Regions from separate parts of the Homo sapiens genome. Here region 2 is linked to region 1. Evidence: read pairs that join two places in POLR2A ChIA-PET (ENCODE). Cell type or tissue: B cell. All regions are shown on one strand.

Evidence for each region. Peaks named below come from ENCODE experiments on the same cell type or tissue, not always from the same donor. Only the 100,000 strongest peaks of a DNase experiment are listed, where the experiment ranks them.
Region 2: POLR2A ChIA-PET joins it to region 1 with 13 read pairs; 5 of 35 experiments call an interaction of 5 or more read pairs at or near these places.

Annotation. Positions count from the first base shown.
Region 1 is chr6:106,577,441-106,579,940 of GRCh38, forward strand. The region is part of intron 8 of RTN4IP1 (reticulon 4 interacting protein 1); the gene reads right to left. Among named protein-coding and RNA genes, the nearest start is that of RTN4IP1, 51 kb to the right of the region's middle. In B cell, no CTCF peak of the experiment used is centred here; no DNase peak of the experiment used is centred here.
Region 2 is chr6:107,021,980-107,024,479 of GRCh38, forward strand. No RefSeq gene overlaps it. Among named protein-coding and RNA genes, the nearest start is that of MTRES1, 5.0 kb to the right of the region's middle. In B cell, no CTCF peak of the experiment used is centred here; no DNase peak of the experiment used is centred here; H3K27ac peaks cover 73 bases.

The sequences.
Region 1 (2,500 bases):
CTGTCTCAAAAAAAAAAAAAAAAAAAAAAAAAGATCTTCCTCCCATACTTGATTTCTAGCCATCTGGTTTCCCACCTCAGGAGCAACCAAGGTTTCTAGTTGCTCTCATAACCTTTTTGAAGTATTTTATGCATTGTGGTAGGCAGAATAATGGCCCCCAAAGATGTTCACATCCTGATTCCCAAAATGTGTGAATATGGCACCTTACATGGCAAAAGGACTTTGCTGGTGTGATTAAGTTAAGGATCCTGAGATGCAGAGATTATCCTGGATTATCCAAGTGGGCCCAGTGTAATCTCAGGGTCCTTATAAGGGGAAGGCAGGAGGGTTAGAGGTCAAAGATTAACAGAAGCAGAGGTTGGAGTGATGTAGCCACAAGTCAAGGGAGGTACAGCCTCTAGAAGCTGGAGAAGGCAAGGAAACAGATCCTCCCGTATAGCCTGCTTCCAGGAGGAATGCAGCCCTGCCCATACATTTGGACTTCTGACCAAAATCTTATTATTATAAGATAATAAATTTGTGCTGTCTTAAGCCACCACATTCATAGTAATTTGTTACTGCAATAGGAAACTAATGCATGCATATATAAGCAAATATGTATAAATATTTTCCTTCAAAACACAGTTACACAGTCCTTCTTAGCAGCAGGTATCATCTGAAGACTGCCTCACCACCACCTCCTCTCAGTCCTGCAAGATACTGAGAAATACAAGATGACAGAGTAAAATACCAAGAACTCAAACTCTAGGTAACAATGTCTGGATGATTATTTAAGCAGAAAACAATGAAGACTGTAGAAGGAACTGTCGTAAGGGTCAAGAGACCTGGGCCCTGCCTATGTGACCTTGAACACATCATTTAATTTCTTAGGGCCTCTGTCCCTTCAAATGTGACATCACAGCAGGATGAGGGATAAAGGGATGAAGACAGTAAACTAGACAAGTGCAAAGCTTTCCTCTTTCCAGTCTGTGAGTATGCTATTCAATGGCATATGCGTGACCTGAATAGAATTTTTGCTATATCTCCTCCCACCAAAAAGTAAGTGTGTTAAATAGTATGAAAACAGGAACTGTTTTTTGTGCTTAGGAGAAAATGCCAATAAACTGTAGGCATGAGGCACGTCAGTACCAACCCAGTACGCTTAAGGGGATAATTATAAATCATTCTTTTTGAGAATGCCCAGAACAGCAGTTTGCAAACTAGTGTCCAAGAGCCCAGGGCTCCTTGGCTGTGTGGAGCAGCTGCGGGGAAAGAACATTTGTCGGGGAGGTCACTCCCTGCCACCATTTCACCAGCAGAGCAGCTCCTCCTCTGCCTATTCTGTAAACTGGAGCTTGGCCTGACTGGGTTTCAGTTAAAAAACATTTAACTTCTAGTTTAAGATAAGGATCGGCAAACTTTTTCTGTAAAGGCCTAAATAGTGAATGTCTTAGGCTTTGCAGGCTTCACATGGTCTAAGTTCTTCTTCTTCTTCTTTTTTTTTTTTTTAACAAATCTTTAAAAATATAAAAACCAGCTGGGCGTGGTGGCTCACGCCTGTAATCCCAGCACATTGGGAGGCCAAGGTGGGTGGATCACGAGGTCAAGAGATTGAGACCAGCCTGGCCAACATGGTGAAACCCTGTCTCTACTAAAAATGCAAAAAATTAGCCGGGCGTGGTGGCAGGCGCCTGTAGTCCCAGCTACTCAGGAGGCTGAGGCAGAAGAATCGCTTGAACCCAGGAGATGGAGGTTGCAGTGAGCCGAGATCGTGCCACTGCACTCCAGCATGGTGACAGAGCAAGACTACATCTCAAAAAAAAAAAAAAGTAAAAACCATTCTTGGCTCAGAGGATGTGCAAAAACAGGCCTCAGACTGAATGTGGCCCACAGGCTGTAGTTTGCCAACCACTTTATCTAAGACATAATGAAAATACTAGGTAACTTAAAATTCAAACTGAAATTGTGCCCAGATAGGATGAATATGGAGTCCTACGACTTGCAATAAGGCTTCGTGATGACAGTCATGTGAAAACAATGCCTAAGACTGGATCTCCAGGAAAAACAGACTGTGAGGTCACCACATATTTAGGAAATTTCAGCTCCTCTTCACTTTTGAGCCTGACAATAGTGAGCACATTAAAGGCAGGAAACCAAAACATTTACTGAGTGCTGCACTGGGAGAAAGCAAAGGTAGGGTTGTTGTTCATAAAGAAGGTAGAAGGACAATGCTATTAACAGATTGACAGAGAGTGCTCATTATTGTGGATATTAACTCGGTGGCTTCTCCATTTTTACTGGGGCATGCAGGGCTAACAAGCAGAATTTAGACTCTATCAGTAATACTCATTAATCCAGATTCTTTTTTTTTTTTCCTTGAGATGGGATTGCCCTATGTTGCCCAGGCTGGTCTTGAACTCCTGGGCCCAAGCGATCCTCCCACCTCAAACTTTTAAGTAGCTGGGATCACAGGCATGAGCCACCACGCCCAGCTCAGATATTAAGATAGTTTAGGCCGGGC
Region 2 (2,500 bases), 440 kb after region 1:
GAACATTATTAGGTTTGTACAACTTTGAGGAAATGAGTCACAACTAAAATATGCAATAGGTTTACTTTACCTAATGGGTAGAAGGAAGGAAGTGAGCAGCATCTCCTGCAGGTTCTTCACTTCCTAAAGTGATTATTATAGTCACCTATAATTAGTAAGTGCCAACAAATTTAGTTTACTTGCCATAAACCAATATACACCAGCAATCTCAACTGTGGTCTAAGCAATAGTATTGGAAACACTTGTGGGGTACAGTTTAAGCGGTCCTTAGAGGGAAATATTTAGTCTTCAGTGTTTGTATTGAAAAATTAAAAATAAGTCCGGGTGTTGTGGCTCATGCCTATAATACCAGCTACTAGGAAGGCTGAGGCAGGAGGATCACTTGAGGCCAGAAGTTTGAGATGAGCCTGGGCGATATGGCAAAACCCCATCTTTAGAAAAACAACAGCTGGGCGCGGTGGCTCATGCCTGTGATCCCAGCACTTTGGGAGGCCGAGGCGGGCAGATCACGAGGTCAGGAAATTGAGACCATCCTGGCTAACACGGTGAAACCCCGTCTCTGCTAAAAATACAAAAACTTAGCCCGGTGTGATGGTGGGCGCCTGTGGTCCCAGCTACTCGGGAGGCTGAGGCAGGAGAACGGTGTGAACTGGGAAGGTTGAGCTTGCAGCGAGCCGAGATTGTGCCACTGCACTCCAACCTGAGCGACAGAGTGAGACTCCGTCTCAAAAAAAAAGAAAAGAAAAGGGTAAACCTGTGTACTTTTTTTTTTTTGGTTTTGTTGTTATTGTTGTTTTTTGAGACAGGGTCTCACTCTGCCACACAGGCTGGAGTGCAGTGGCACAAACTCAACTCACTGCAGCTTTGACCTCCAGGGCTCAAGCAATCCTCCTGCCTTAGCCTCCCTAATAGCTGGGACTACAGGCATTGGCCACCAGACCTGGCTAATTTTTTAACTTTTTATGGAGATGGGGTCTTGCTAGGTTGCCCGGGCTGATCTCAAACTCCTGGGCTCAAGTGATCCTCCCACCTTGGTCTCCCAAAGGGTTGAGATTACAGGCATGAGTCACCATGCCCAGCCAACCTGTGTATGTTATATACTAGATTTGATAAAGAAATAGATCATAATGAATAGACTAAGGGGGTATGATCTAATGGTAATATGCTGGGGGGGATATTTAGCAAGGCCTCTTTTTCAGTTGTTGTTGTTGGGGTTTTTTTTCTTTTTTTCTTTTTTTTTTTTAGATGGAGTCTTCTGTCACCCAGGCTACAGTGCAGTGGTGTGCTCTCAGCTCGCTGCAACCTCTGTCTCCCAAGTTCAAGCAATTCTCCTGCCTCAGCCTCCGGAGTAGCTGGGATTACAGGCACGTGCCACCACACCCAGCTAATTTTTTATATTTTTTTTAGTAGAGATAGGGTTTCACCATGTTGGCCAGGCTGGTCTTGAACTCCTGACCCCAAGTGATCCATCCACCTTGGCCTCCCAAAGGGCTGGAATTACAGGCAAGAGCCACCGAGCCCAGCCACAAGGCCTCTTTGTTCAGCATCTTCTCTGTGTCCGTGTGTCTTCAGAAATAAGGATGTTCCTTTCCTCTGGATATACAGAGGGTTTATTTTTATTTATTTATTTATTTTTTGTCAGATGGAGTCTTGCTCTATCACCCAGGCGGAAGTGCATTGGCACAGTCTCGGCTCACTGCAACCTCTGCCTCCCAGGTTCAAGCAATTCTCCTGCCTCAGCCTCCAAAGTAGCTGGGACTACAGGTGTGCACCACCATGCCTGGCTAATTTTTGTATTTTTAGTAGAGATGGGGTTTTGCCATGTTGGCCAGGCTGGTCCCGAACTCCTGACCTCAGGTGATCCACTCACCTCGGCCTCCCAAAGAGCTGGGATTACAGGCATGAGCCACTGCGCTGGGCCTTATTTCTAATTTAATATAGCATACATTCCCGTGAACATGTATAAAACTTTATGAAAGTTTGTCCCCTGGAAATTTTTTTTTTTTTGAGACAGAGTCTTGCTCTGTCGCCCAGGCTGGAGTGCAGTGGTGCAGTCTCGGCTCACTGCAAGCTCTGCCTCCCGGGTTCATGCCATTCTCCTGCCTCAGCCTCCTGAGTAGCTGGGACTACAGGCGCCCGCCACCACGCCCAGCTAATTTTTTGTATTTTTAGTAGAGATGGGGTTTCACTGTGTTAGCCAGGATGGTCTCAATCTCCTGACCTCGTGATACGCCCGTCTCGGCCTCCCAAAGTGCTGGGATTACAGGTGTGAGCTACTGCATTCGGCCTTTTTTTTTTTTTTTTAGACGGATTTTCCCTCTTGTTGCCCAGGCTGGAGTGCCTGTTCCTGAGGTCAGGAACTGGAGACTAGCCTGGCCAACGTGGTGAAACCCTGCCTCTACTAAAAATACAAAAATTAGCTGGGCATGGTGACGGGCACCTGTAATCCCAGCTACTCAGGAGGCTGAGGCAGAAGAATTGCTTGAACCCAGCAGGCAGA